Regions from separate parts of the Homo sapiens genome. Here region 1 is linked to region 2. Evidence: chromatin loops called from intact Hi-C (ENCODE). Cell type or tissue: sigmoid colon. All regions are shown on one strand. Links, peaks and the distances in the headings refer to the core of each region. The heading gives the core; the rest is flanking DNA. Region 1 has its middle 50 kb from the start of SLC39A12-AS1. Region 2 has its middle 29 kb from the start of SLC39A12.

Evidence for each region. A loop is a pair of places that touch in the nucleus more often than their neighbours do. Peaks named below come from ENCODE experiments on the same cell type or tissue, not always from the same donor. Only the 100,000 strongest peaks of a DNase experiment are listed, where the experiment ranks them.
Region 1: a loop joins it to region 2, with 2.4 times the contacts of the local background. A loop is called at or near these places in 2 of 110 quality-filtered maps.

Annotation. Positions count from the first base shown.
Region 1 is chr10:18,052,630-18,069,385 of GRCh38, forward strand. No RefSeq gene overlaps it. Among named protein-coding and RNA genes, the nearest start is that of SLC39A12-AS1, 50 kb to the left of the region's middle. RefSeq lists an enhancer at 13,863-15,062. In sigmoid colon, for the core only: no CTCF peak of the experiment used is centred there; a DNase peak (open chromatin) is centred at 7,812; H3K4me3 peaks cover 677 bases; H3K27ac peaks cover 184 bases.
Region 2 is chr10:17,914,545-17,931,300 of GRCh38, forward strand. No RefSeq gene overlaps it. Among named protein-coding and RNA genes, the nearest start is that of SLC39A12, 29 kb to the right of the region's middle. In sigmoid colon, for the core only: no CTCF peak of the experiment used is centred there; a DNase peak (open chromatin) is centred at 9,397.

The sequences.
Region 1 (16,756 bases), core at 4,729-12,728, 140 kb after region 2:
CTGGGCAATATAGCAAGACACCATTTCTACGTAAAAAATTTAATGCATTAATTACATTTAAAATTAAAGGGATGATACTCCACTCCTGGGTATGTACCCCAAAATTTGGAAATCAGGGACTCAAACAGATATTTGTATACCAATGTTCATATCCACATATTTGCAATGGCAAAAAGGTGAAACATTTTCACTGAATCGATGAATAGAATAACAAAATATGGTGTATACGTACAAAAGAATATTATCCAGTCTTAAAAAGGAACAAAATTCTGACAAATGCCATAACATGAGTGAACTGTGAAGATACGTTCAGTGAAATAAACTGACACAAAAGGACAAATATTGCATGACTCAATATATGTGAGGTATCTAGAGTAGTCAAATTCACAGAGATAGAAAATAGAATGGTAGTTGTTAGGGATTGCAGAAGGGGAAAATGGGTACAAAGTTTCAGTTTCAGATAAGGAAACATTCTGGAGATGGATGGTGGTGATGGCTACACAATGATGTGAATGTACTTAACACCAGTGAACTGTACACTTCCAAATGGTTAAAATGATAGACTCTATGTTATGTATATTTTACTTTAATAGAAATAAAAACAAAAGAGATACTCTATGCTAGCGTTAATGACAAGAAAGCTGGAGTAGCTACATTAATTTCAGACAAAGAAAACTTCAGAGAAAGGAAAATTGTCAAGGATAAGGAGGAGTACTACATGATAATAAAAGAGTCAGTTCTCCAAGAAGACATAATAATTCTTAATGTGTATGTGCGTAACAACAGAGTGCCAAAATATGTGAGCCAAAAACTAATAAAACTGCAAGGAGAAATAGATTAACCCACTATTGCCGTTGAATACTTCAATTGGCCTCTAACAGTAGATAGAAGAAATAAATAGTAATTGATAGATCTAGCAGGCAGAAAATCAGTAAAGACGTAGTTGAACTGAACAACACCATCAATCGATTGGATCAAATGACGTCTATAGACTATTTCATCTTCATCCAACAACAGCAGAATACACATTCTTCTCAAGCACACACAGAGCATTTACCAAAACAGACTACATTATGGGCCATAAAACACACCTTAACAAATTTAAAACAATAAAAGTTATATAATGTCTGTTCTCAGATCACAGTGGAATTAAACTAGAAATCAGTAATAGAAAGATAGCTGGAAAATCCCCAAATAGTTAGAGATTAAACAACACATTTCTAAGTAACACATGAATCAAGGAAGTAATCTCAAGAGAAACTAATGTATTTTGATTAAATAAAAATGAAAATACAACTTATTATAATTTGTGAGATGCTGTGAAAGTAGTACTTAGAAATTATCATCTTAATATATTAGAAAAAAAAGAAAGGTCAAAAATCAATCTATGGTTCTACTTTAGGAAACTAGTAAAAGAAAAAATAAAGACAAAGTTAAGCAGAAGAAAATAATAAAAGAGAAACTGAAATTTAAAACAGGAAATTAATGGAGAAAATCAAAGAAACCAAAAGTTGGTTCTTGAGCAATATAAATCTCTGGTGAGGTTAACCAAGAAAAAAAAAAAAAGAAACAGGACACAAGTTAGTAATATCAGAAATAAAAGCGGTAGCATCCCTGCAGATCCCACAGTTATTAAAAGGATCATACAGAAATACTATGAACAGCTCTATGCTCACAATAGATAAAATGCACCAATTCCTTGAAAGACACAATCTGCCAAAACTCACAAAGAGACCGAGATAACCTGAATAGGACTACAAGTATTAAAGAAATTGAAACAAACATTAATAACCTTCCAAAACAGAAAGTACTGGGCCCGCATGACTTTACTGGTAAATGCTATCCAACATTTAAGAAAGAAATTATGCGAATTATCTGCAATCTCTTCCAGAAGATAAAAGCTGAGAGACTACTTCCTAACTCACTCAATGAAGCCAGCATTACCCTAATAACAAACCAATATCTCTCATAAATATAGACAGAAAAATCTTCAACAAAATATTAGCAAACAATTAAAAAATGTATAAAAAGAACTATATACTATGACCAAGTGGGATTTATCACAGGTATGCAAGTATGATCGACATTTGAAAACTGATTATTCCATCATATGAGCTAAAGGGGAAAACTTATATGATTATATCAATAGATCCAGAAGAAGCATTTCACAAAATCCTACACCCATTCCTGATTTAAAAATGGAAAATAGACTCTCAGCAAACTAGGAATAGAGAGGAGTCTCCTCAATTTGATAAAGAACATCTGCAAAATCCTGCATCTAGCATCACGCTTAAATGGTGAGAAACTTGAAGCTTTCCCACTAAAATCAAGAATAGGACAAGGATGTCTCCTCTCACCACTCTTTTACATCATGATCCTGGAAGTCCTAGCCAATGCAATGTGACAAGAAAAGGAAATAAAAGATACACAGATTGAGAAGGAAGATGTAAAATCGCCTTTGCTTATAGATTCCATGATTATCTATGTAGAGAATCTAAAAAAAATTGACAAAAAAGCTCCTGGAACTAATATGCTATCATAGTGAGTCAGTAACAGATTCTTTAGGCTACTGCTGGTTCCAGAACTCAATTGTTGACTTGCCACTGCTCAGACACTTCCTTTATGGTTGACATTTAAAAATTAGGTAAAAAATATGACAAGTTAGCCAGGTGTGGTGGTGGTGCGCACCTGTGGTCCTGACTACTCAGGAGGCTGAGGTGGGAGGATTACTTGGGCCAGAATGTTGAGGCTGCAGTGAGCCATCATTGTGCCACTGCTCTCCAACCTGGGTGTCTCAGTCTCAAAAAAATAAATAGATAAAAATTTAAAAATAAAAAATAAATATGACAGGATCTGTGTTTAGTTATCTTAGTTTAGAAGTGAGCTTTGATGATAAATTTCACATCTACATCATATGATGTAATGAAAATAACTTCCCCCAACCATACCACTGCCAGTACTAGAGTCATCTTTATATGTTAAGCACTGACTCTATACCCAGCACTCTGTAAGACACTGTATCATCTCCTTTAATCGTTAATGAAACTTTGAGGCAGTTAATCTTACATGAGTTCACTGATGTTTATAAGATATTGGCAAGGGGTTAATAGCATCTATCTTTCAGGTTCAGTGTAAGGAAGACAAGGGAAAATGCATTTGAGAGTACATGCAACCATAATTCTCTATACAAAACAGAAGATGACTTTATTGCTGACAATTTATTTAAAGAAAAGACACAATCAAATTTGAGGTCAGATACTAATATTTGTCTGACTGTCCAATTATGTCCTGCATCAAGACAGTTGTCGGTCACTTAGAGCCTAAACAGTTAAACAGAATTTTTCTCTGAAATAGGTGTGTGATGTGAGCAGATACAGTTTCTTACACAGAATCATGGGCTGCTATCAAAGGAGGCTTTGATAACCTACAGCTCAATGTGGTGTGATCAGAAATATGTTGTTAGAGGGTTATGGATGACAAGGGGCTAGCAGCAAAGGAGAGAAAGCAACAGAAAGGGGTTTGCAGAGGCTGGCTTAGCTGAGGGGAAAGGAGGAAGTTGGGAGAGGGAACACAAGCTGCTCAGACATGATATTAAAGAGGTGTCACAGCCTCAATTCTGATTCCAGAAGTCCTCCTTCCACATGACCTCAAAGGATCCAGATCTCAGGGTCTAGCGGGCTGTGGTCCAAGGCTCCCACCAGGATCATGGTTGGGTCCCCGCACCTCAGCCCTAGAGGAGTGTGTCTGAATTCCAACACCAACCCCAAGGTTAGCTCTGCTAGGCCGATTGCTCCTGCTCCTGCTCCTGCTCTTGCTATGGGCTCATCAGAGGATTTGAGAATCCAGGGTGTGGGAACCAAGGGAGCAGGATGGCCCTGACCATAGCACTGCAGCTGGTGAGGGGCAGAGCTGCACCCTAAACCCAGCCCTCCTGACCGCCTTTTTGAGTCTGTTTTCTGTCTTTTGCTCTGATCTTCTTTTTAGACTTCAACCATCTTCCTCTTAAGCAAGAACTTCCCTTGCAAAAAGATTAACAATATTATTTATGCAACTCTAGAATGAATAAATATATCCACATACATAATGGGAGTAGCTACTCCCTCCATATCAAAGACTGCCAGCACTACAAGCAACACCTCCATTTGTCAAGCACCAACTGTGTACCTGGCACTGTTCCAGGCAATATGCAGATATCCACTACTTTGAGGTAGTTATTCTTACATGAACACGTTGGTGTTTAGAGAGCAGACACAGCCATATATAGGGATCATTCAACAATTCTCATAAACTTACATTTTGTAGTTTGTTTACTGATGGTGACATCTGTTTATTAGTTCTACCCTCTGCAACATGAAGTATGGGAAGAACATAGGTTTTGGAGCCTGCCAAAACCTTGCTGTGTTAATTTGGGCAAATTCCTCAACCTCTCTGAGCCTCAGTTTCCATCACGGATCTAATACTTTCTGCCTCGCAAGATCGTCATATGTGTAAGGAACCTAACACAGCTCCTTCCATGTAATCAGTACTCAATAAACCACAGCTACCATTATATTGTCACTTCTGTTAATATTATTTACCTGCCTCGTTTCTAGAAAATGAGTAAAGCTTAAATTGAGTTCATTCAAAAGCATTCGTAATAATAATAACATTAGCAACATTTTTTGAATATTTTCTATATCTGGAGCACTGTTTATAAATGATTATATTATCTCATTTAATCCTCACAGCAACCTTTACTACCTACTTCACGGTATCATTATGAGAATTGATGAGTAAACACAGTCATGAACCTCACAACACTGCTTCATTCAACACCACGCCATATCTATGATGGTGGCCCCATGAGATTATAATGGAGTTGAAAAATTCCTATTGCCTAGTGATGTCATACCCATCATAAAATAGCAAAATTACTTAAAAAATAAATTTAGTGTAGCCTAAGTATAGAGCATTTCTAAAGTCTACAATAGTGTACAGTATGAACCCTGAATATCTGAGACAGGTCTCAGTTGATGTAGAAAGTTTATTTTGCCAAGGTTGAGGTGACACAGCCTCAGGAGGTCCTGACTACATGTGCCCAAGGTGGGCAGAGCACAGCTTGGTTTTATACATTTTTGGAGACATGAGACATAAATCAACGTAAGTAAGATGAACATTGGTTCCGTCCGGAAAGGTGGGACAACTCGAAGCAAAGGCGGGACAACTTGAAGATGGGAGGGAGCTTCCAGATCACAGGTAGGTAAGAGACAAATGGTTGCATTCTTTTTTTTTTTTTTCCATACTTTAACTTCTAGGGTACATGTGCACAATGTGCAGGTTTGTTACATATGTATACATGTGCCATGTTGGTGTGCCACACCCATTAACTTGTCATTTGCATTAGTTATATCTCGTAATGCTATCCCTCCCCCCTCTCCCCACCCCACAACAGGCCCCGGTGTGTGATGTTCCCCTTCCTATGTCCAAGTGTTCTCATTGTTCAATTCCCACCTGTGAGTGACGACATGCGGTGTTTGTTTTTCTGTCCTTGCAACAGTTTGCTCAGAATGATGGTTTCCAGCTTCATCCATGTCCCTACAAAGGACATGAACTCATCCTTTTTTATAGCTGCATAGTATTCCATGGTGTATATGTGCCACATTTTCTTAATCCAGTCTATCATTGATGGACATTTGGGTTCACTTCAAACTATACTACAAGGTTACAGTAACCAAAACAGCATGTTACTGGTACCAAAACAGAGATATAGACCAATGGTTGCATTCTTTTGAGTTTCTGATTAGCCTCTCCAAAGGAGGCAATCAGATATGCACTTATCTCAGTGAGCAGAGGGATGACTTTGAATAGAATGGGAGGCAGGTTTGCCCTAAGTAGTTCCCAGCTTGACATTTCCCTTTAGCTTAGTGATGTGGGGGCCCCAAGATTTATTTTTCTTTCACAGCAGTAATGTCTTAGGGCTTCACAGTCACTCACCACTCAGTCACTGACTGACCCAGAGCAAAGTCCAGTCCCGCAAGCTCCATTCATGGTAAGTGACCCAGAGAGGTATACTTTAAAAAATATTCCAAGTCTGGGTGCAGTGGCTCACCCACCCAGACCTGATCATGAGGTCAGGAGTTCGAGACCAGCCTGACCAACGTGGTGAAACCCCGTCTCTACTAAAAATACAAAAATTAGCCAAGTGTGGTGGTGGGCGCCTGTAGTTCCAACTACTCAGGAGGCTGAGGCAGGAGAATTGCTTGAACCGGGAAGCAGAGGTTGCAGTGTGCTGAGATCTCGCCACTGCACTCCAGCCTTGGAGACAGACCGAGACTCTTAGGAAAAAAAAAAAAAATCCTCTATACCATATTATCACCACACGTTTTCTATGCTGAGATATGTTTAGATACACGAATACTTATCATTGTGTTACAGTTGCTACAGAATTGAGTACAGTCACATGCTGTGCAGGTTGTAGCTTTGGAGCAATAGTCTGTGCTATCTAGCCCAGGTGTGTCGTAGGCCGCACCATCTAGGTTTGTGTAAGCACATGCTATGATGTTCACACAACCACGAAATTGCCTACTGATGGATTTCTCAGAATATATCCCCCTTGTTAAGTGACATACTTTTAAGTACTTAGAATCATTTCTGGCATACAATAAGTGCTATATGTTTCTTAAAGCGAAAAAAGGTCAATACTCATATTTCCTCCATTTACTTAATCACAGAGATTACGTTTACTTAATCACAGAGATTAGGGAACTCAGCCAAGTCCCACAGCTAGAAAGTAGTGAGGTTGGGACCCAACCCCGGCAGGCTGACTCCTGCAGCCCCTACACTTAAGTGTCATAGCGAACTGTACTGGTATTTTCCATGGATGCACCCCGTGATGGAAATGAGGGGTGTGACTCACTGTTGCGTTGTTCTGCATGTTACCTCTTTCCCTCCTTTCCTCTGATAATAATTTCTTTCAATCCCCTAACATCCAGTTCTCTCTCTCCCTTCATTTGCTTGGGTGGTCCTTTGTTTCTACAGAGAGCAATCCAACGACACAGGGCCCTTTCCTCTTCCTGGTCACGCAGTGGCCTTGAAAAATGGCCATTCTCTCTCAAGAGGCTTGCCGTTCAAAACAACCTCATTTCCCTTCACACTGTATGGTGTAGGTCAAGCTTTTTATTAAAAATGTTCCTGCCTTTCTCCTTCCCTCTGTGAGAGTCCCAGATTGTTCCTCATTCCCCCTTTGCCCAAATCTGGATATCATTCCCCCAGAGTCTCAGGAAACACGTTCCAGAAAATGTGTATTTGCATTTCATGATTATGCAGGAGAAGTGTGGGGACATATGTTACCTTTCAGCAGCTTGTATCCAAAGAGCCAGGCCTCACGACAGAACGTAGGCTCAAAATTAGCGCAATCGTTTACCTTGTCTTCTGAGTGATCTGTGTTCCGTGTCTTTGCACAGAAAGCTCTGTTCGTGTTCTGAGTCTGTTATTTTGATCTATACGATAAGAAAATCACTATCATTTGAATCCACAGCTTGAGAGGGCTGCTTTGCTTTTCATGTACGATAAGTTCTTAAACACAAGTGAGATGGAAAACATATTGTGCAACTCTCGGGAACTATTTAAAATGTAAAATATAAATATTTCTCCTTTGAATGTACTTAACTTAGCGAGCCCGTATCTGGTTTGTGTCCTTTCAGTCATCACACTGACATTGTGTTTGCTATTCCTTCATTTAGCTGAGTCAAAATGAGCTGGAGAAGCGAAAATCAGCACTTCAGCCTGCTCTGCGGAGCAGAGCGCAGGAAGGTTGCCAAGCCTCCCTTGATCGCATAATGCCTCTCAGATAAGGTTAACGCTGCAGTAGGCCCTGCCTCGTGTTAGTATTTTATGGTGACAGCTCGAGTCTCCCATTGCAATGAATCTATTGTGAGGAAAAGCAAACAGAAAAGTCAACCCGCTGAGGGTAGCGGGGCCCATACTTGGCCTTTCTCAGGCTAAACCTGGGCCCATGGCTGCCATTGTCTGGTCAGGGCTGACTCAAAACCACCCAATTCTTTTCCACTCCTGACTGGAGGGATTTAAGAATTTCTGGGCCAGGCGCAGTGGCTCACGCCTGTAATCCCAGCACTTTGGGAGGCTGAGGCGGGCAGATCAGGAGGTCAGCAGTTCAAGACCAGCTTGGCCAATATGGTGAAACCCCGTCTCAACTAAAAATACAAAAATTTGCCAGGCACGGTGGTGCGTGCCTGTAGTCCCAGCTACTCAGGAGGCTGAGGCAGAAGAATTGCTTGAACCTGGGAAGGCAGAGGTTGCAGTGAGCTGAGATCATGCCACTGCGCTCCAGCCTGGGAGACAGAGCGAGACTCCGTCTCAAAAAAAAAAAAAGCAAAAAGAATTTCTGACTGTAAGAGTAGTGGGGAGGAGGGATAAAGAGGGGTTGGATAATAGGTACAAAAATATAGTTAGATAGAATAAAATACAGTGTTCAAAAGCTCAATAAAAATTTTGGTTTATTTCAAAATAACAAGTACATTTTGAATATTCCTAACACAAAGTAATGATAAATGCTTGAGCTGATGGATAACCCAATGACTTAAAATTGATTATTACACATTGTATGCTTGTATCAAAATGTCATAAGCATCCCATAAATATGTATAACTATGTATCCATAAACATTAAAAATTGAAATTTTAAAAATTTAAAAACTAAGGCCCTCTGAATGTAGAAAAACAAAGAAAGAGGTAGCGTCTTCGCTCCAGCATCCTCCCACTCCGCCAGGTTGAACTGCCGCTGTTTAAATAAGACTAAAATCCCATTCTTCTCTCACATCTCTTCATTTGCAGACATCTAGCATGGGCCCCTTCCTTCTGCCCTATAATTTAGGACTCTTCAACACGTAAAGTTGAAGGAACAGGGGGAGTGGGGCTGTCCGATTCCATTCTGTGAATGGAACAATAGATAGCCATGCTTGTGGCCGGGCACGGTGGCTCATGCCTGTAATCCCAGCACTTGGGGAAGCCGAGGCAGGTGGATCACCTGAGGTCAGGAGTGTGAGATCAGCCTGACTAACATGGTGAAACCTCGCCTCTACAAAAAATACAAAAATTAGCTGGGCGTGGAGGCTGGCGCCTGTAATCCCAAGTACTCGGAAGGCTGAGGCAGGGGAATCGCTTGAACCTGGGAGGCGGCGGTTGCAGTGAGCTGAGGTGGTGCCACTGCACTCTAGCCTGGGTGACTGAGTGAGACTCTGTCTCAAAAAAAAAAAAAAAAAAAAGATAGTGATGCTTGTGGGATCACTATCTCATGCTGCATTAGAGTGGATGTGGTTTTCTATATGTCCTTTTTTCAAGTCTTCTTTCGTTATGAGAAAAATAAAACAACAAAAGAAACTTTATGGGGTAAAGGTAAAAAATATCTTTGCTAAGACGGGATAGTTAATACTTGGGGGACAGCTCTGGTGAGAAGGTGGCTTCCAAGTTTCCCAACCATGGAACCCTTTGCTCAAGCAAAATCTCACAAAGTCCAACCATCACTGAGGTTTTTCTGGCTATAGGAGTGTGGTGGGAGTCCTGGAGCTCCTCTGATTGGCGCCTCTATTTTCTGTCTTATGGATTGTCTATTCTAGATAGTTCATATAAATGGATTTATGCGAAGTGTGTCCTTTTGTGTGTTGCATATTTTGCTTAGCATAAATGTTTTCAAGATTTATCCATATAATGGGATATTTGAGAACTTCATTCCCCTTTATTTGTGAATAATATTCCATTGTGTTGATGCCACTTTTTGTGTATCCATTTATGTGTTGGAAGACACCTGCGTCTCCCCACCATTTAGCTATGTGACAACGCTGCAATGAGTATCTGTGTGAGTTCCCGCTCGCCATTCTTTTTGGCATATGCCATACTTGGAAATGGAATTGGAATTGCTACATCACATAGAAACATCGTATTTAGATTTTTGAGGCACCACTAAACTGTTCCCCACAGCAGTTGCACTGTTTTAAATTCCCATCAACTATGTATGAGGGCTCCAATTTCTCAACATTCTTGACAACAGTCGTTATTTTCCATTTTCTGTTTGTTTCTTCCTACATTCATTCCAGTAGGTGTGAAATTATCTCATTGTTTGATTTGCATTTCCCTAATGACTAAGGATACTAAGCATCTTGTCATGTGCTTACCGTCCATTTGTATATCTTCTTTGTAGAAATATCTATTCAAATCCTTTAACTATTTTTTGAAAAGATAGACTTGATTTTTAGAACAGTTTTAAGTTCACAGCAAAATTTAGTGAAGAGTACAGAGATTTCCCATGTATTACCTGCCTCCATTCATAAATAGCCTCTCCTATTATCAATATTCCCTACCAGAGTGGTATATTTATCACAACGGATGAACCTGCATTGACTCTTCATTATCACCCAGCATCCATACTTTACATTAGGATTCTACACAGCATAACATTAGCATTGCATTATGACACTCCTAGTGTTATAGAATGTGTGGATTTGGACAAATGGCTAATGACATGTATCCACCATTGCAGTATTCTGCAAAGTACTTTCACTGCCCTAAAAATCCTCTGGGTTTCACCTGTTCATCCTTTCCTCCCCCTGACCTGTGGCGACCACTGATTTTTTTCTTGTATCCATAGTTGTCCCTTTTTCAGAATTTCCTACAGCTGAATACCATATTTAGCCATTTAAGGTTGACATCTTTTACTTAGTAATATACATTTAAGTTTTCTCTATGTCTTTTCATGGCTTGATAGCTCATTTCTTTTTAGCACCAAATAATATCGTATTGTTTGAGTGTACCACAGTTTATGCATTCACTCAGTGAAGGACACTTTGGTTGCTTCCATGTTTCGGTAATGATTAGTAAGGAGGCGATAAACACCTGTGTGCAGATTTTGGTGTGTACACGAGTTTTCAGCTCTTTTGGGTCAATATCAGGGAGCATGATTGCTGGATTGTATTGTAATGTTATGTTTAGTTTCGTAAGAAATCACCGAACTATCTTTCAATGTGGCTGTACCATTTTGCATTTCCACTAGCAGTTAGTGGGACTTCCTGTTGCCTCACATCCTCACCAGCATTTGGTGTTGTCAGTGTTGTGGATTTTGGCTATTTTAATAGGTATACAGTGATATCTCATTGTTGTTGTAATTTACATTTCCCTGACGATATATGATGTGGAGCATCTTTTCGTATGCTTATTTGCCATGTGTGCACAGGTCGAATGTTCCTTGTCTGAAATGTTTGGTACCTGAAGTGTTTCAGAGTTAGGACTTCTTTTTTTCAGATTTTGGAATATTTTCAGTATACCTACTGGTTTAGCATTTCTCATCTGAAAATTTGAAATCTGAAATGCTCCAACGAGCAATTCCTCTGAGCATCATATCAGCACTGAAAAAGTTTTAGATTTTGGAGCATTTCAGATTTTCAGATTGGTGATACTCAATCTATATCCTCCTTGGTGTGGTATTTGTTCAGATCTTTTGCTCCAATTTTTCATCAGGTTGTCCATTTTCTTATTGTTGAGGTTCAAGGATTCTTTGCATATTTTAGGTAACAGTCTTTTATCAAGTAAGTTTTTTGCAAACATATTCTCCCAGTCTGCAGCTTGTCTTTTCATTTTCCTGACAGTGTCTTTCAGAAAGCAGAAGTATTTAATGACATCTGTCTTACCAATTTTTTCTTTCATGGACAGTGCCCTTAATATTGCACTTAAAAGTCATCACCTAACCCAAGGCCATCTAGATTTTCTCCTATATTGTTTTCTAGAAGTGTTATGGTTTTACATTTTATAATTAGATCTACAATCCATTTTCAGTTAATTTTTGTGAAAGGTATAAAGTCTCTGTCTATATTCTTGTTTTGTTTTGTTCCATTTTGTTGCTTGTGGATGGCAAGTTGTTCCAGCACCACTTGTTGGAATGACTATCTTTGTCCTATGTTATTGTCTTTTCTCCTGTGTCAAAATCAGTTGACTATATTTATGTGGGTCTATTCCTGGGCCCTCTTTTATGTTCCATTGATCTATCTGTAACTTTATACCGGTTGCTTATCCCTAATCCAACATTCTCTAAAATCTAAAACTTTCTGAGTGCCAACATGATGCTCCAAGGAAATTCCCACTGGAGTATTTCAGATTTCAGAATTTTGGATTAGGGATACTGAACTGGTAAGTAGACTGCAAATATTCCAATATCAAAAAAAGTTTTTATATTAACCTTGTATCCTGCAAAATTACTGTAAGTGCTTATTAGTTCCAGGAGTTTTTTTTTTTTCTTTTGCTGATACTTTTGGATTTTCTGCATAGACAATTATGTCATCTGCAAAGACAGTTTTATGTTTCCTAATTGATGTAACTTTTCTTTTCTTTTTTTTTCTTGTTTTATTGCATTAGCTAGGACTTCCAGTATGATACTGAAAAGGGGCGGTGAGAGAGGACATCCTTGCCTTGTTCCTGATGTTAGCACGAAAGCTTTGAGTTTCTTACCATTAAATATGATGTGAGCAATAGGTTTTGTGGATATTCTTTATCAAACTGGGAAAAATCCTCCTCTATTCCTCATTTACTGAGAGTTTTTTTTGTTTTTTAATCATGAATGGGTGTTGGATTCTTTCAAATGCCTTTTCTCCACCTGTTCATATGCTCATGTGTTTTTTTTTTCTTTATCCAATGGATGTGATGGCTTACATTAATTGGTTTTCAAATTTTGAACCAGCCTTGCCTACCTGGGATAAATTATACTTGGTTGTTGTGGTGTATAATTTCTTTCATACGTTGTTGAATTTGATTTGCTAGTATTTTGTTGAGAATTTTTACGTCTATATTCAAAAGAGATATTGATCTATGGTTTTCTTTTCTTATAATGTCTTTGTCTGGTTTTGTTCTTAAGGTAATGCTAGTCTCATTGAATGACATAGGAAGCATTTCCTCTGCTTCTTTCTTCTGAAAGATATTGTAGAGAATTGGTATAATGTTTTCATTAAAGGTGTGGTAGAATTCACTGGTGAACTCATCTGGGCCTGGTGCTTTTGTGTTCGGTAGATTATTAATTATTGATTCAATTTCTTTAACATACCTAGAGCTCTTTAGATTAATTATTCTTTGTGTGTGCAAGTTTTGGCAGATTGTGTCTTTCAGGGAAATGACCTATTCCATCTAGGTTATACAATTTGTGGACATAAAATTGTTTATAATAGTTCTGTATTATACATTTAATGTTCATGGGATTTATGGTGATGTCCTCTCTTTTGTTTCTGATATTAGTAATTTGGATCTTCTTTTTTTCTTTGCTAGCCTAAGAAAAAAGTTAGCCTAGAGTCTTATTGATTTTATCAAAGAATTAGTTTTTGGTTTCATTGATTTTTCTATTAATTTCCTGTTTTCAACGTCACTGATTTCTGCTCTAATTATTTATTATTTCTGTTTTTCAAATTATTTTGGATTTAATTTGCTCTTCTAGTTTTCTAAAATGAAAGTTTAGATTATTGGTTTTAGACTGTTCTTCTCTTCTATCATATGCATTCAATGCTATAAATTTCCCTCTAAGTACTTTTCTCTCTTGATAAGTTGGGTTTTGACTTTCATTTAGTTCAAAACATTTTAAAATTTCTTTTGCAATTTCTTCTGTAACTCATGTGTTATTTAGAAGTGTGTTGTTTAATCTCTATTTTGAGGATTTTGAGGCTTTCCAGTTATCTTCCTGTTCTGGAGTTCTAGTATAATTCTATTATGGTCTGAAAGCAGACATTTTATGATTTCTTTTAAATTTGTTAATATATATTTTTATGGCCTAAAATATGGTCAAACCCAGTAAATATTTCAAGTGAGCTTGAGGAAAAAGTGTATTCGGCTGTTGTACATCTACAGGTGTCAATTATAGTCACTTGATTGATAGTGTATTGAGTTCCACTGCGTCCTTACTGATTGCCTGCTGGGCCTGTTCCTGGTAGAAAGCTGTTGAAGTCTCCAACAGTCATAGCAGATGCATCTATTTTTCCTTGCAGTTTACTTGGCTAGAAGTTTGTCAGTTTTGTTGTAACAGAAACTGCTGTACGTAGACCGTTAGTATTGTGGTGGTGAGGCAAAGTGGGAAGAGGATGATTTTATAGTTTTTTGATTAGGACTTTTAGTGAGCTGATGCCTCTGATTGTGAACTTCACAAGTGTTTCTCAGTATTTTTCTTCCTTCTTAGGTGAGGCTGGATGGCTTGCGTGGGCTGGATTTTGGTATTTTTCCTCTCCCAGGTGGAAGGTCTGAGCGGCTGATGGCTGGCGTTTGGTAGTTCTCTTCCCCCAAGGTCCGTTAGGCTCTGATAAAGCCCCAGCAGCCTGGGCTCTGATTAACTAACTGGATTTTCCTGAGGGCAGACCTTGTTAAGAAGAACGCAGTGTTCTGGTTCCTTTTCTCTTCCACCCCCAGAAGTGGGAAGAGATTCTTCTCCGTTTACTCTAAGAACCTGGTGAAACTCCTGGAGGTAAAACTCACAAAGGGATGGAGACCTCTATGTCTGGGTCCCCTGGAGCTTTTAATGTTCAGGCTTGTTCATACTGAGTCACCAGGAATTTATCAATTACAATTAGGTGGGACACTCACTGGTTTCTGCTCTGGTAAGTTGCAATTCTCTGCGTTGGCCTATCTGTCTCTCCAACTTCTGGGGCAGTGCTGTGCTTGTGAAGCCTCGCTTCTTTTATGGATCCAGGAAGAGTTGTTGATTTTTCAGTTTTTCAGCCTTTTACTTGTTATTAGGACACAGTGGCAACTTCCAAGCAGTACAGGAAACTGGAAATCCCTCTGCCTATTTTTTTGATTGCATTGTTTGTGTTTTTGTGGTTGGGAGTCGGGAGTTCTTCATATATTCTGGTTCGATGATCAGATACGTCCCTTATGATTTGCAAATATTGTCTCCCATTCTGTAGGTTATCATTTCACCTTCTTGATAATATTCTCTGATGCATACAATTTTTAACTTCGGTGAAATTCAATCTATCTGTTTTATCTTTAGTTGGTTATGTTTTTGGTGTGTAAGAATCTGTTTACCAAATCTAAGGTCATGAACATTTACTCTCTTACTTTTGTGAACTGTCTTTTTTTTTTTTAACTTATCTCTCAGGCACTTCCCATATATAATCTTACATAATCCTTGCAACAAATCCAAATGATATTATTTTCCCTTTTTGATAAGGATATCTAACCTTATCATAATTTGCTCAAGACTCTACTACTAGTAAAATGGTAGGGCAGGGATTTAAACTAGTGTTTTCAAATTCCTGACATGTACTAATTTGGAGGATTCGGGAATGAGATATCATAATTTACAATATTTCTCAGGAATTCCGCAATCATAAGTTATTTTAAAATAATTTCAACATTTTCATACACTTTACTCATGATTATGTCTATCTTTGGAAGGCATGTTTGACAAATGAGAAGTATTTAGTAGCGTTTATGAAGTACAGTGAATGTTCAAATACTAGAAAATGGTAGGAAATGGTATCGAGTGGTATTCAAATAATGTAACATTTGGATTTCCTAGCAAGCTTAACAGAACTACAAAGAATCCCATGTAGAAATGTGCCAATGTAAGGATTTATGTGCTTCTAAAACTTCGTATTTCTTAGAACAGCATTCGTAGAATTTAAATGGAGCATGATATGGGTATAAGCTTATTAATATTTATTTCCTGTGCCAATGTGACTCATTGTCAGCATCACACAAGGCCAGAAACATACACGCACAACACAGCAACAGCCACAAGCCAAACTGATTCCATTGTGAACGCATGTCTCCTATATTGATTGATAAGCTTCAGTTCATGCTAGAGAATTATAATACTTTCCCCAAGTTTTCAACTGATTTTCCGGATTTGGAGAAATCTAAATTTTCTGAGAAATGCCAAGGAAGAATTCTTGCATAGAAATAGTAATTAGAACCAGGTCTGGGTTTTTTCCCCCTTCTAAAACTAATGTTCTTTCCACGACTATATCTGGCAGGCTCCCAAGAGCTGCTAAGAAAGAGGAAAGGAAAAGACCATTGGGTTTTATGGCTAGGAGGTCTTTGGTGTAACATCTTGAGAGCGATTATTGTGTATATTAGTTTCCTATTGCTGCTGTAATAAATTACTATAAATTTATTGGCTTAAATCCATGCAAGTTTATTCTCTTACAGTTCTGGAGGTCAGAATTCCAAAGTAAGTTTCACTAGCTAAAGTTAAGATGTTGGCAGGGCTGGTTCCTTCTTGAGGCTCCGCTGGAGAGTATGTGGAGTTTTTTTGCCTTTTCCATCTTAAAGAGGCTATCTTTATTTATTGGCTTGTGGTTCAGTCTTAGCCTATTTGTAGTCTCTTTGTGGTGCCATAACGTAACAATTATCACAGATTGGGTAATTTATAAAGAAGAGAAACTTAGTTCTCGTAGTTCTGGAGGCTGGAAGTTCAAGATCAAGGCACAAGCAAGTTCAGTGTCTGATGAGGGCTCAGTCTTGGCTTCCACAGCGTTGTCTTATTGCAGCATCCTCCGGAGGAAAGGAACACTGCGTCTTCCTATGCAGAAGAAATAGCGGTGAAAAGGGACAAACTCCCTCTAACAAGCCTTTTCATAAGAGTACCTGATCCCATTCATGGAATTGAATCCCTCATGACTCAATAACCTCCTAAAGGCCACACCTCTTAATAATCTTGCACTGGGGATTAAGTTTCAATGTGAGTTTGGGAGAGGACACCATCTTTAAAACCATAGTGATATGGACAGGAGGCA
Region 2 (16,756 bases), core at 5,671-13,670:
ATATATGTGTGTGCATGCAGTAGATATCTATGTGTGTACAGTATATCCAGTATATGTGCACACAGTATATGTGTTTTTACAGTATATATGTGTGCATATACAGTATGTATGTATAGACATGTGTATGTGTGTACAGTGTGTACAGTATATATGTGTGTGGTATATATCTGTACAGTATGTGTGTGTGCAGCATATATGTATGTGTACAGTATGTGTGTACACTGCATGCATGCATTCTATATCTGTGTACAGTATATGTGTACAGTATATACATGTGTGCAGTACATATGTGTGTACAGTATATACATGTGTGCAGTACATATGTGTATACAGTATATATGTGTGTGCAGTAAGTTTAAAGTATGTATGTATGTATAGTATGTGTGACGTGTGTACAGTGTGTGTACAGTATACCTGTGTGTGTGCAGTATATGCATGTGTGGCATATATATATGTGTATGTACGGTATATGTGTGTGTGCAGTATACATGTGTGTGTGTGTATTTGGAAGGAAGAGAGAGATTTATTTTGACGAATTGGCTTGCACAATTATGAAGGTTTGAGGAGTCCACAATCTACCGGGCAGGCCAGCAGCCTGGAGACCCAGGGAAGGGTTGCAGTTCAAGTCCAAGGGCAGTCTGCTGGCAGAATTCCTTTTTGCTTGCGGGAGGCCAGGCCTTCAGCTGATTGAATGAAGCCACCTACATCATGAAGGGTAATCTGTTTTACTCAAAATCCATCAATTACAATCTTAATATCCAATACCATCACAGAAACCGCTAAAATAATGTTTGGTCAAATATCTTGGCACTGTGACCCAGCCATGTCGACACATGAGATTAACCATTACACTCCCTTATATGGCAATGATTTTGTAATATTTTTGGCAGAGGGAATAGAAAGATAATTCCATCTTTAGCACAGTCAATCAGACATTTAAAAAATATTTGATAGTTTAGAAATGCTGATTTCAACTATACGACTTGTTATTGATAATGTTTAATTTTTAGGATTGTTATCACATATGGGAGAACTATCACGTAATAGGTACAATATACCCATAGTAGATACCTAATAGGTATCATATACGAGCACTAATAATTTAGGACATTAATTTTGAGTTTGTGTGTGAGAGAAATAAGTTTTTGATGTGATGATATTATACAGGTTTTGATGTGATGATATTAATCAGTTTATTGATATTATTTTTATAATGGCCTACGAGTTTTGGGAAGGCTGTTATTTTATGTCAAATGAGCTAAAAGTTTAAATCTTTTTCTAATATGTTCATATGATTTACGTTTCTTTAGGAGCTAAATTATAGAATCTAAGAATCTCTTCAATACTTCAATTTGAAACATCTCTTGTTATAAAGTATTGTTTTGGAAATGATCTGAAAATTCCCTTCTATTTCCTTTTTGATCTCAGAATAATTTCTATTGGTTTCATGGCCAATTTTTTGCTATTTTATATCCCCATTAATCTCATATGCATTTTTCCTATTTCTTTAATAATTTTAAAAATAAGATACACTTTCTATACATCCAAACCTTCAGACTGCCAGTATTTATAGAACTCCTGAATTGTTTTAGCTGAAATGTTCCAAAAATGTTTTTTCCAAGTTGCAGTTAAAATGACATATTTGACAAAACTCCAATACCACATTCCTATCAAAACAGAGAAAAGAAAAATATGCAATTCTTTTATAATTGTCTATTATAGACAATAATACGCCTTTCATTTAATTACTTAGACCTTCTTTTTGTGTTACTTAAACCTTCCATTTTGATTAAGCATTGATGATAATTGAAATTTCTTTCTTTCTTTCTTTCTTTTTTTTTTTTTTTTTTTTTTGAGACGGAGGCTCACTTTGTTTCCCAGGCTGGAGTGCAGTGGTGCACCTTGGCTCACTGCAGCCTCTGCCTCCCAGGTTCAAGCAATTCTCCTGCCTCAGCCTCCTGAGCAGCTGGGATTACAGGCACCTGCCACCATGCCAGGCTAACATTTTTGTATTTTTAGTAGAGACAGGGTTTCACCATGTTGGCCAGGCTGGTCTCAAACTGATAATTGATATTTTTACTTAGATTTTTTATACTCTGGTGATTAAAATAATTTCTATAGACTAGCTTCATGTTTCACGTATTTCAAACCTTGTTCCTCCTCTAATCCCCACTTGCTTTGCTCATGGGTCCCCTAGGATATGCTAATAGTACTCTGTAAAATCTGGCCTTCAACCTTTTAGTAATATAGTTGGATGTTTTTGCAAAGGGAGTGATAGGTATATTGCTAGAGCCCATTCATGAAGTGGCTTTCTGATGTGTTCATTTCACTAGGCTCAAGTATGGTACTCAGTGACCAAGTCAATATAAATCTAGGTGGTTTGTGAAGGGATGTTGCAGAAGTAATTAAAGTTCCTAATCAGTTGACTTTAAATTAGGGAAATTATCTGGAGAGGGCCTGGCTTAATCAGTTGAATGGTTTTAAAATTGAGCTCAGGCTTTTCCTGAGGGTGAGGGCTTCTGATTATGGAACACAGCTTTGGCTCGAGAAGTTCCACATGAAGTTCCAGTTCCAGTTTGCTCCTGATCCTCTCCCCTCCCCTCCCCTCCCCTTCCTTTCTTTTTCTTCCATTCTTTCTTTTCCTTCCCTTTCTCTTTCCTTTTGTTTGTTTTCTTTTCTTTTTTTTCTTTTCTTTCTGACAGGATTTCACTCTGTTTCCCATGCTGGAGTGCAGTAACATGATCATAGCTCACTGCAGCCTCAAACTCTCAGGCTCAAGCAATCTTCCCACCTTGGCCTCCTCAGTAGCTAGGACTACGGGTATGTGCCACCATACCTGGCTAATTTTTTTGGTTTTTCATAAACATGAGGTGTCCCTGTGTTGCCCAGGCTGGTCTCAAACTGCTGGCCTCAAGCGATCCTCCTGCTTTGGCCTCCTAAAGTGATGGGATTACACGTGTGAGCCACCATGCCTGCCCTAATCTTCCCTTTCTGATGAGCTGTCTTACAAACTTTGGACTTGCTTAGCCAGTCTGACACAATTGCATAAGCCAGGTCCTCGTAATATGTCTCTATATATGTGTATCTATGTATGTATTCATGATCGTCAATCTATTTTCGTATTTCCTACTGGTTCTGTTTCTTTGGTTGAACTCTAATACACCATTCCATTATTAACAACCACATTAATACACCATTCCTATATATATATATATATATATATATTTTTTTTTTTTAGATGGAGTTTCGCTCTTGTTGCTCAGGCTGGAGTGCAATGGCACTATCTCAACTCACTGCAACCTCCACCTCCCAGGTTCAAGCGATTCACCTGCCCCAGCCTCCCAGAGTAGCTGGGATTACAGGTGCACGCCACCATGCCCGGCTAATTTTTGTATTTTTAGTAGAGACAGGGTTTCACCATGTTGGTCAGGCTGGTCTCGAACACCTGACCTCATGTGATTCACCCGCCTCGGCCTCCCAAAGTGCTGGGATTACAGGCTTGAGCCACCGTGCCCGGCCACACCATTTCCTATATTAACAACCATGTAAATATATTATTCCACTAAAACCCAAACTAATGTATTCCAAACTCAACATCCCTTTACCCTGATTCCCCAAAATGTCCTGGTCATTCCAACGCCACCTATCACAAGAGGAGGTACCCCCCAACCCATCTTGGAGCGGTAGTTGAAATGGAGAGTCTAAAACAATTATGGTTAAAATATTATCTACAGATTTTATTTTTAAAAACATAGCCACGTGAAAACACTGCTAAGGCCCTCCCAGGGCCTTGGAAAGGACCCATGCAAGGGAGTGGCCCTGAAACTTAAGCCTCATTAGCGTCACTATAGAATCACTCTGAATGCCAAGCACAGCTTCTGAGAGAAGCCACTTGAAGTGAAACCAGAACAGATATTCAAAGATGAGTAGAAAATAAAGCATCATAAGGGCAAAAGGAAGGCAGAAATGGACACTGGGCAGAGGAGAAGCTTGAGAAAAGCCACTGAGATGAGAAACAGCTGGTTTATATAAGACGTAAAGAGAGATGAATGTTGAGAGGCGAGCAAGGGATCGTGCACTCGAATAATGACAAGAGGCATTCTTCCATTCGGTCCTCCTTCTACTTCATCTGTACTCAGGGCCTTTTGATGTGGTGTCAGGCTCTGCCCGTGTGACTCAAGCAAGGAGATTACATGTTTCACTACATAATCAAAGCTACACGTGTCATCTGGCCTAATTTAAAAGAGAGCAGAAATCATACCCCTTTACATGCAGATTGATATGGTTTGGCTGTGTCCCCACCCAAATCTCGAGTTGTAGCTCCCATAATTCTCACGTGTCATGGAAGGGATCCAATGGGAGGTCATTGAATCATGGGGTGGGTTTTTCCTGGGCTGTTCTCCTGATAGTGAAGTCTCATGAGATTTGATGGTTATAAAGGGGAGTTCCCCTGCCACGTGAGATGACCCTTTGCTCTTTCTTTGCCTTCTGCCATGATTTTGAGGCCTCCGCAGCCATGTGAAACTGTGAGTCCATTAAACCTCTTTCATTTATAAATTACCCAGTCTTAGGTATGTCTTTTTTAGCAGCGTGAGAATGGACGAATACACAGACATTCAAATGTAAGGTCATAAAGTTACTCAAGTAGACTCATGAAGAATTAGAGACTCCTGAAGGCTTAGGCCACATAACTATGGGATGCATAGAACAACCGACTTTTCTCCATCACAAAACTGGAGGTGGAAAATTCTATCTTAACTTGGAAACCTTTGTATTACTAAGATTATAAAGCATATTCGTGAGAATTTATTCTCTGCTGATAACTTATGGAAAATCGATTTCATTGACTATACTAAGATTATAAAGCATCTATATTCGTGAGAATTTATTCTCTGCTGATAACTTATGGAAAATCTATTTCTTTGACTATAAATGAGTGTTCTCAACATTGGTAAACATTGTAATCACCCAGATCTGAAATTGTTTTTGCCAAAATTAAAACAATGAGAAAATTATGACAGTGAAGAGATCTGACCTAACCAACTCCATGTTGCTTCTAACCTCCAAGCTGCCCTTGTTCATTCCTCAGCATAGGCTGAACTAACTTTGGGAGGAACTTGGTTTATAGTTTAATCCTGAGACAAAGATAACAGCCCTTTTCTGAAACAAACTCCCTTCTTGCCTGGGGACCAGACTGCTCTGTAAGACTAACAAGTTAGCCACAAGATTAGAAATTATGGTTTAGGACTCATGCAGCCAGAGGCCACAGGATTCTGAACCTCCCCAGTTGCTCCTAGGGATAACATCACTATCATAAAATCTAAGGCTGGTACTCCAGATATTGTTTTAGACCTTGCATTCTGATGCACCAGCTAGTGCCACCCAGGTTGGTAATCTGGCTCAGCCAGTTCTATGATCCCACCCAGGAGCAGAAGACAGCAAGAAGAACCCCCTTTGATCTCCTGTGATTTCATCTTCAACCTGACCAATCAGAACACCCTACTCCCTGGCCCCTACCCATCAAATAATCCTTAAGAAACTCCTTCCTCTGACTTTTCTGGGAGACTGATTTAAGTAATAAAACTCTGGTCTCTCATTCACCTGGCTCTGCATGAATTAAACTTCTCTATTGCAATTCCCCTGTCTTAATAAATCTTCACTATTTGGGCAACAGGCAAGGAGAACACACTGAGTGGTTATAGACCCATTAAACCAGAATCTGGGAGTGGCACTCAGGCATTTTCTTAATTAACAGAACAGATCAAACCGAAGGAAACTCCAGGTGCTTCTATGGACTGGGTCCTGACGGCTATGGTTTGAATGTGTTCTTTCTAAAACTCAGATGTTGAAACTTAAGGGTCATTGTGCTAGTATTGACAGGTGGGGCTTTTGAGAGGTGATTAGGTTATGTGTGAGGGCTCCTCCCTCCTGACTGTAATTCCGGCCCTTGTAACAGAGGCTTCTGAAAGCGTTCAGCTCTTTTCCGCTTCCGCCTTCTACTACGTTCAGCTCTCTCCGGCTTCTGCCTTCTACTATGTGAGGACGTGACGTTTCTCCCCTCTAGAGAATGCAGCAAGAAGGTTCTTCCCCTATGCAGGTGACTTGACCTTGGGCTTCTCAGTCTCCAGAACTGTGAGGAAAATGAATCTCTGTTCTTTATAAGTCACCCCTGTGTCTGCAGCACAAATGGATTGAGATAGGAAGAAATAAAGTTAACTGGTACTGGTTTGAAGGTATTAATCCTCAGTATTCTCTCTTTGGTACAACATAGTAAATCTCTCTCACAATTATGGGAAAACAGTTGGTAAATTCACTGATGTAGAATGGCTACCCCAAATCTTTTTTTTTTAACCAAAGAGAGGATATAACCAAAAAATTTCAATTATAATTTTCAACTTTTCATGCTTCTGTGATTTTTTTTAAAGAAAATTCATATTTAAATACTGAGACAACTTTTAGTTTTCTTAAAACCTTTAGTTTTTGTACGTGTTTCTTCTAAAACTCAGATGTTGAAACTTAAGGGTCAATGCAATAATATTGACAGGTGGGGTGTTCGAGAGGTGATTGAAACTAAGTTTTCTTATTGAAATGAGAAATTTTCAATAAGAAACTAAAAGTTTGCTTAGTATTTAACTAATTTGCTGAGTTAATATTTAAATATATGGATTACATAATATGGATTATATTTAAATATTAAATAGAAAATAGCATGGATTTAAATATGGAGTATATTTAAATACTAAATAAGAAAGCTTCCTTAAAATATTGTTCTTGGTCAAGCCTCAATAGATGTTATAAAAATGTATCAGGGGACTGCTTCCCCTGGTAATTCCACCCAAACTGCTCACAACATACCAGAAACACATACTTTGGTACTAGTATTTCTTTGGTGTTCTGTAAATGTTCTTTATTCGGAAATGCCCCCTGACAGGCACTTTCTTTAAAAGTGACAGTGACATTGGAAAGGCTCCTTGAGTTGGCTGGAGATCCGACTCTTCTGTGGTGCTTTAAAATATTAACACTATTCACGACAGCTCTGCAAGAATAGGTTTTGGCAGTGGTTATTGATCTTGTTCAACTAGCTCTGTGGGAGCTTTCTCCTTGTGGGTGTGATTATAGCTCATGTACACACAGTTGCCTCAGTTTTAAGGAGCTTTACAAAGCTACCATGTTTTTTCCATTGATTTAATTTTTTTTTCTTTAAGTGCAAGAAAATTCAAGACTCTGGGCCTGTCCCTGATTGAGGATTCTAGCAGGAGTTCTCAAACACTGCTGGGCCTAAGAGCCACATGAGAAGCTTATTCTAAAGCTCAGATTCCTCTGGGTCCATGCTTGTGATTCTCATTAAGTAGACCTGGGGTGGAGCCCTGGAATCTGCATTTCAATCAATTTCCCAAAAGATTCTGAGGCACACAGGCCTTAGACTGTGACTTTGAGGAGCGTTCTATTTTGGAATCCTTTTGCATTGAAATTGCATTTCCCCCAAACTGCTTGTTAGAAATCTCACCTAATCCATGAGGTAAAAGCAGTGTAGCTCAAGAGCATAGGAATTAACTAAAGCTGCAGCTTCTCCATGCTTTTGTTAATCAGGAATCACAGATACTAAAATCCACTCCCGCAGTTTTCCCTAAACCCCTAATTCTCTCCCAGTGCACGACTCCTCACATCCCTTTCATAATCACCATTAATGAGTATGTGTGAGTGAAGCTTTGCCTCTCCTATCCAATCTTAGAATATGAACTCCAAGAATCGGATACCATAGGTCAGATATCACGGAGCCCTGGGCAGAACCCTAGGTCTTTGTGAAAAGAACCATCTTTCCAGGGTATGAGTAATAACAGTAAATTGGTTTGAGACAGGAATAATACATGATGATCACAGAATAAAAAGATTGCAGGCAGCAGTTTCACGTGACTAGAGGCTAGGGGCTAAGATCCTGAAAAACCAGTGTGTGAACCAAGCTGACTAAGACAGACTGCACTCAGCATGGCACTGGATTTGACCTAGGTTTCACCTAGGACCTCATTATATGTTCATTAACATACAAATGACATACCCACTAGTACTATGACAGTTCTGAGAATACCCATATTTGATGTAAAAATGGCTGGCACCATAGTTCAGAGAAATCACTTGCTTCCAGGAATTCTCATGAATAGTCCACCCTTTGGTTAAAAAAACCCATAGAAGTAGCAACCCTAAACCCCATTGCGTGACTTTCTTGAGTACACGGATGGAAGTACAGCACTTCCTTTCTGGAGTGTGTACTTTATACTTTGCAGTTAATCTCCATACTTGCACTATTTTCTGAATCCTTGAATTTCTTCTCACGATGGTGTCAAGAGCCTGGACATTGGCTGGAGTTGAGGTCCCACTGGCAACCGGGAACCTCGCCTAGCCCAACAGTATCAGTTTGACCCATGGAGATATCCATCATAAAGTGCCAGTCTCCTTGGGCCAAGGTTTGCTCACCTTCTAAAAGGAAGTTAATGGAAACTTTCTGATACTCCTGACCATCAAAACTAGATAATTCAGCTTTATTCTCTCAAAGTTAGAGGGCAGAAGAAAACACATCCAGTTCTTGGAGGAAAATTGCAATAAATATTTTGAAGAGAGTTCCATCTCTTATTCTCCCTCAATTTTCTGAAAGTCAGAGTAACACTTGGCTATAAAAGTGATAGGGAAACTAAGTGCCTATCATATACCAGGCACAGTGGCATGCAATCAAGTGGGATTTCATGTATTTCCCAAGTGTGTTTTGCTGGCTGCCATGTAAGACCCTAGTGTTAATTCCAAAACTCAGAGGTCCTGGCTCTTGAATGGGTGGGGACAGGAGGTGGATTTAAAGTTTCCAGCAGAGAAGAAGTGTGGGACTGATCGTCTGCTGGAACCAGTTCTCTGAATATGATGGTTTATCTGGCAAGGTTTGATTCCCTCAAGGAAGTTCCAGGCTAAAAGAGGAGCTAAGCTTCTACAGTCTCTGAGCTTTTTGTGTTACTGATCTTGAGTCTTATTAAAAAAAAAAAAAAAAAAAAAAAAACCCTGACTTTATCTGGCCGTGCCAGGCTCCCTTCTGGGCCCTTGCTGCCGTGTGTCAGTACGCTGTAACTAGAGATGGATTATGTAAGAAATGTTTTTGTCAGAAGAGGCTGTTGCAGTATTTTATGTGCCCTGGTGCACAGCACCTCTGCTGTGAGTCCCCTCCCCGTGTGAGTTGCAGCCTCGCTGGATACACCTGCTACTGGTCTCAAGCACCTGTGATTTATTGGTCATGAAGCAGGTACTGGGACTCCTGCTTTTATTATCTGCACGGCCATCCCTCAGCCAGTATAGATGCCCAGGCTAGACTTGCAGAGCATGAAGAAGGAAGCAGAACCAGTTTGGGACCTTCGCCTGAGCAGCTGACTCAACTCCACTGCCAAGCAGCCAGGAATCTGGCACAGTTTCTGAGATGTCTCAGCCAACTGGTATTTCTGAAGCCATAGTTTTCCTCTGAGCTCCCCCTCAACATGGGTATAGTCATTGTGCTTGTTTTGCTTCTTCCTTGTTCTTGTTTAAAAGCCAGTTTTCTTCCTTGAAAGGCAGTGAAATCTCTGGGTTTTCCATGTGGGTAGAGAGGAGCAGGCGGAACAAGCTTAGGGAGGCCAGGCGGTAACAGGTAACCATTTCTTGAAGTTGATCCTCAGAGCATCCAAGCCAGTGGGTTCATTTGGATGATCTTCAGCCAGGCATAGTCCCTGGTGCCAAGCCTCAGGATATCAAAGAACTACTTACAAAATATGTGTTCCTTCATAAGGAAAAGAATGGTTTAGCTCAGAGGGCGTGCCTGCCAATAAATCTCACATAGGTTAAGACACAAACTGAAAAAATGCTCAAGGACCATGAGCCACAGTCACTGGAGAAGCCACAGTCATTCATTCTCCAGCAGTTCCCCTTAACCACCTACCAAAGTCCTTAGATAGCTGCCGTCAACCCGTAGGAACTCACAAAAAGACTATCAAAGTGAAAATGTGTTTCAAGGACTATAGTGGGTGTAACACCTGGGTAGCCAACAACATCTATAATTCATGTGTTTTTCAGCTCTAATTTTGTCTCTTTGACTAATGGAACTTCCATTTCAACTGCATCTAATATTGAAGTATCAAGTTGGAATATTCCGTAAAGAACCAAAACAGAAGACTGATAGTGGCATAACATAAGCTATGAGTTCAAAAGCTATTGCTGGGCCCTAGCTGAGAGCAAGTGGTCAAATACTGTACTCTATTCTTAACAAACCAATTATAACATCATGACTCCTCAAACATTTGATAGATTAGCAAAGACTATCACCCTAGAGGTCCTGGCAGGCTGTTCTGCAGTTAGCACAGAAAGCAGCACTGAATGCATCTGCTCGAGCTTTGGGACCAAAACTATAACCACAGGGATGATCAATGCCATCGCCCGTATAGACTCATACCTAAGACATCAGTGATCACCACCAAGACATGAAGAGTTGAGTCAACAGCATATGTGCCACCTGCTCTGATCAAAGAGCTGAAGGTCACGTTCAGTATCACATAGACACTGCCAAACTTAAAACTTTCAATAAGAAACTTGAGATGTTACTCAGGTTGTTGATGACAGAAAAGTCTGAGGTGGGAGGCCCACTCAGTGCTGTCGTGGCAGAGCTTAGAGATGTTGAAGGTGCCAGGAGCAAACCCAAGGCAGTGCAGATTCCATCAGGCAGTGCCGGCTCCTTGTTACAAAAGCTTCTGAATGGTGCTTGGTAAACACGTTTGCCTTTGGCGACCCTCTTAATTCCCTTGCCATAGTCATCTTTAAAAGCTACAAGTAGGACTATAACCATCAGAGCACTTAATTAGTGACTATATGTAGACAGATTATGAAGGAGTCATTGGAAGGACATTTAGCCAAACAGCTACTTCTGTATTAAGGGTGCCTGAAAGATTTGGGGGCATTTCTCCTTTTTTGGTCTGTAAGTCTAAACCAAATATTGTCTTATGAATTATTTGCAATTTAAGAAAAATGACAGATATTTAATAGACATGAAATTATTTCATTATTACTGAATATTTCCTTCTCTTTTCAAAATTAAAATTATGAAGTTGACCAGAAACAGGAAATAATGCCATCAGTGTAGGTGGTAGGTGATCCTAACCTCAATGTGGACTTGGTCTTTTGGGTCATTTTTCAACCTGATGAAATCTAAAAAGGAAATTCTTGGGCAGTTTGACGTTTTTCTTTCTTTTGATATAATGTGATGTTTATAATCCATTCTAGTTAGAACTCCTGTGAAATGCATGATGAGTAATAGGTTTTGTTTCTGAAAATAGTCATTTAATTAAAAATAAGATCCTAAAAAATGTGCAAATGAATAAATGTAATTTTCATGCTGATGAACCTCATATTTACATCTTTAGCTTTAGATTCTACTTGGAACATCTAACTTGCCTACTTGACTGTTCTCCTTAAACGCGTCATGGGCATCTGAAATTTAACCAGATAGAACACAATATTTTCCCCATGTGGTTACTACTCTGATGGTTTCCACTTAGTGAATGGCAACATTGAATGGCAACTCAGCCACTCAATCTAGAAAACTTGGAGCCCTTCTTGCTTCCTCTTTCCCTCACCCTCCATATATATCACAAAGTGTGTTCAATTCTACTTTTCACTTCTACTTGCCCATGTTTGTCTCTGCCTGGCCACTCCCTAGTGCAGCCGCCATTATTTCTTGCCTGAAATACAACAAACTTCTATTTCCCTACTTTCACTTCCATTACCCTCCAGTCATTCCCCACAATGCACCAAGTGGTCTTCCTAAAATGTGAGTCACACTATATCCCTCTTCAATTTAATACCTTTCAATATCTTCCAACTTCATTTAGAAGAGCCCCCAACCTTCTTACCACATTCTAGAGGACCTGTCTCACCTGCTCCTGGCCTGCCACATGCCTACTTTCTATGCTTTGGCCACACTGGTCCTCCCTCAGCATCTCAAACCAGTTGAGCTCTTACCCCAGGGCCTTTGCCCATGCTGTTTTCACTCTTGGAAACCCTTTTCATCTCTCAGGTCATTTTTCCTAAGGCGGCCTCCTACCCTGTTGTTCAACTCAGCTGCCTGATTATTTTCATCATAACACTGGTCAGAATTCTTTAATTCATTTTTTTTTCTGCTCTGTTCCTTTCCCCTGCAATATAATGTAAATTCCATGAAGGCAAGAGCCAGGTCTAGTTAGGTTAATTAGTGAAACGTCTGGAGCCTTTGACAGTGCCCAGTGCATGATGGTGCTTGATAGTATTTGTCGACTCCACTGAGTCAATGAAAGAATTGGAATAAAAAAGAGGGCTTTAGACAGAATCTAGGAGAGCATTAACATAACCGTTTGAGAGGCAGGAAAAAAACCTTCAAGGAAACCTGGGAGAAGCAGCCAGGGAGGATTCTACAAGAGTTTCCAAAGGCCAAGGAAAGAGTGTCTGCCAAAGGCTGCCCTGTATCAGGTAAGACAGGAGTTGAAAGCTGTCTACTAGATGTAACATTAGAAAAGTCATCGTGACCTTGCCAAAAGCAGTTTCAAGAAGTTTGAAGGAGGCAGACCAAGCAAAAGCAGCTAAAGGGAATGGTTTCAGTATTACCTGAGTACAGAAAAGAAGCTAGGGGAGGGGCAAAGTGTAAGGACCCACAGGTGAGAGGCTGTAATCATTAGAATGTGGCCTCCCTGGGATGGGGGGAGGAGAGCCCAGGGCCCAAATGGAAGAAAGAAGAGACTTCCTTTAGGGTCCCATTCCATGAAACTACTGCCCTGCCCCAATATAATTAAGGCAAATCTCTGGAGGTAAAGTCTGGAGATGGTATTTTTATAAAACATCAGGCTCATCCAATGGCAGCCCATGATTGAAACACTGGTTTAAGTAACCATCTTCCTGGTGGTTGCAGTGTTTTTTTTTTTATTATTGAAACAACTCTTGGGAAGAGAGATTTGGCCTTGTGAGAGAGACAAACTCTGACTTAGGGAAGTGGGCAGATTCACCAGCAGGAAGTGGGAAAGAAGCTGGTAGCTACCTTTACCTCCACCCAGCCAAGCTGCCTGGAGTCCATATACACATTCATTTTGTTGTAATTGTGATAAAATACATATAAAACTTACCATCTCAACCAATTTCACGCACACAGTTCAGTAGTAAGTACATTCACATTTTTGCACAACAGTCACCATGGTCCATCTCCAGAACTCCTGATCTTGCAAACCTGAAACTTCGCACCCATTAAACAACTCGCAATTTCTTCTCCACCCAAGCCCTGGCCACCAACACTGACATGCTACTTTCTGTCTCTATGACTTTGACTACTCTAGGAACCTCATATAAGTGGAATTATATAGTATTTGTCCTCTCATAACTGGCTAGTTTCATTTAGCATAATATCTTCAAGGTCTATCCATGTTCTAGCATATCAGAATTTCCTTCCTTTTTTTTTTTTTTTTTTTGAGACAGAGTTTTGTTCTTATTGCCCAGGCTGGAGTGCAATGGCATGATCTCGATCTCGGCTCACCACAACCTCTGCCTCCTGGATTCAAGCAACTCTCCTGCCTCAGCCTCTGAGTATCTGGGATTATAGGCATGTGCCACCACGCCTGGCTAATTTTTGTATTTTTAGTAGAGACAGGGTTTCTCCATGTTGGTCAGGCTGGTGTCGAACTCCCGACCTTGGGTGATCTGCCTGGGATTACAGGTGTGAGCCACTGCGCCCAGCCTCCTTCCTTTTTAAGACTGAAAACTATTCTATTGTATGAGTAGACAAGTTTCTTTATTTAGTCATCCATTGATGGATATTGGGTTACTTCCACTGTTTGGCTATTGTGAACAATGCTGCTATGAACAGGGTATACAGATAACTCTTTGAGACCCAGCTTTACATTATTTTGGGTATATAGCCCAAAATGGAATTGTTAGACCATGTGGTAAATTTATTTTTAATTTTTGGAGGAAGCGTTCCATTCTGTTTTCCGTAGCAGCCACACAAATTTACATTCTCACCAAGAGTGCATAAGGGTTTCCAGTTTCTCTACAGTCATTGCCAACACTTGTTATTTTCCAGTTTCTTTTAAAACATTGGTAATAATCATTCTAATGGGTGTATGGTGGTTGCATCCATTCTTTTTTGGTTTAGTTTTTTTCTAAACTCTTTGAGTCAGGCTGTCATCGGCGTTATTGGATTTTTCAATGGCAATCCACTCTCTGGTGGACCAGGAGAATGGCCATTGGACTTCAGCAACGTCCTGGCTCTTTTTTTTTTTTTCCTTTTTGAGTTGAAGTTTCTGATGTTTTGAAAATAAAGAGGCTGGGCGTGGTGGCTCATGTCTGTAATCCCAGGACTTCGGGAGACCGAGGCGGGTGGCTCACGAGGTCAAGAGATCAAGACCATCCTGGCCAACATGGTGAAACCCTGTCTCTACTAAAAATAGAAAAATTAGCTAGGCGTGGTGGTGCATGCCTGTAGTCCCAACTACTCGGGAGGCTCAGGCAGGAGAATTGCTTGAACTCAGGAGGCAGAGGTTGCAGTGAGCCGAGATCACGCCACTGCACTCCAGCCTGGCGACAGAGTGAGACTCTGTCTCAAAAAAAAAAAAAAAGAAAAAAACCCGAAAAATTTATAAGTAATTGCCAATTACCTCCTGCCGCCAGATTCTCCCTCTCTGGGGAAGACATCTACACACAGACTTCTCTAAAGTTGTCTCTCACTCTAAAGCCTACAGAGATGTGAAGGAAACCAAAATGTTTTACCCCCAAATACACCACTTTGACATATTAGGTTGGTGCAAAAGTAATTGTGGTTTTCACCGTTAAAAGTAATGGAGAAAACCGCCATTACTTTTGCATCAACCTAATATTTCAAGATGGGTATTCAGAAGTGCTGGAAATATAAGAGTAGTTGAAAAGCTGTCTTTTGTAGGGGAGACTCGCATCTGTACAGAAAATCCGCACTGATGCAGCCTGGCTTTCCCTTTTCTGAATCTAGGAAAGATTAACTGAGAGTTGGACACCTTAAAGGTCTGAAAAAAACATTTACCATCTGTTCTGGGATTAGCTACCTATGGGCTTTCGTCTACATAAGAAGACCACCTTTGCAAGCCAGGCCTTGTGGTCTTTCTCCCATAACCTACCTTGCCAGTATAACCTGATTTACCACCATAATCTGTTTCCAGCCATGCTCCAAGCTCCCATTCTTTCTGTAACCTCGAGATGGTATACGTGTTTCTGAAACCCATTAGGGGCTGGGGTAATCACTCTGTGGTTCTTACCTAAGCACATACATTTGTATGACTTTTTTCATTTTAATCTGGCTTTTGTCAGGTTTTTTTTTTTGTTTGTTTGTTTGTTTTTAAGCAAACCTTCAGAGGATAACAGGAAAATTTTCCTTTGACTTCTACACATGTCAGGAAAAGAGATCTTACTTCTCAGTGCTGCTAAGTTTTCATAGGGCCAAGTTGGCCAGAGGCTAACAAAGTGTGCAAGGGAATAGGTGGGCCAAGCTACTGACCTCTTTCTCTGGCCTTATCTGTACAGAATAAATCAGGCTAGGAGAGAAAACTAAGAGTGCCTACTGATGGGTTCAGGAGTAGAGATTTTTAAAAATACATATACCAATATGTGAAAGAAATGGTGCTGAGAACTGTACATGGTTTATCTCATCACATTTCAACAGTAACTTATGATATACATACTGTTTCATAGATTTTTAAAACTGGGTCTTTATACTCTGCCCAAGTTCATGCAGCTAGTGCATGGTAGAGACAGGCTTTCAACCCAAGTCTGTGTCCACGTTCTGGTTACGTAACCACTACTCTATGATGCCCTCTGTTGACTGGCCAGCTGGGACTCAACATCTTTTTTGGAGTTTGAACATAGCAAGAAAGAACTGGAGCTAAGTGGCTATAATGGTGCAGCATGGGGGTGTAGCTCGGTAGCCTCCTGTTGAGGAAGACCCTGATAGGGCTTTGGTTTTCCCTTTCTCAGGCCTGAGGGTTCAGTGCTTTCATTTTTTAATCTTTTTTTGTTTTTTTTTTTTTGACAGAGTCTTGCTGTCTCGCCCAGGCCGGAGAGCAGTGGTGTGATCTTGGCTCACTGCAACCTCTGCCTCCCGGGTTCAAGTGATTCTCCTGCCTCAGCCTCCCAAGTAGCTGGGACTACAGGTGCCCACCACCACGCCTGGCTCTATTTTTTTTTTTTTTTTTTTGTATTTTTAGTAGAGAGAGGGTTTCAATATGTTGGCCAGGCTGGTCTTGAACTCCTGACCTTGTGATCCGCCCACCATGGCCTCCCAAAGTGCTGGGTGGCGTGAGCCACTGTGCCCGGCCTGTTCATGCTTTAGATTCTATGAGATAGTTCTGGATCCTTTAATAAAAAATCCTTTTTTCTTTTCTTTTTTTTTTGAGATGGAGTCCCACTGTGTTGCCCAGGCTGGAGTGCAGTGGCACAGTCTTGGCTCACTGCAAACTCTATCTCCCAGGTTCAAGTGATCCTCCTGCCTCAGCCTCCCAAGTAGCTGGATTACAGACGAGAGCCACCACACCCAGCTAATTTTGGTACTTTAGTAGAGACAAGAGTTTCATCATGTTGGCCAGGCTGGTCTTGAACTCCTGAACTCAACTGATCCGACCCTTCAGCCTCCCAAAGCACTGGGATTACAGATGTGAGCCACCACATCCAGCCAAAAAAAAAGACATCCTTTGTTCTTTTGCAAGACTTACTTTAG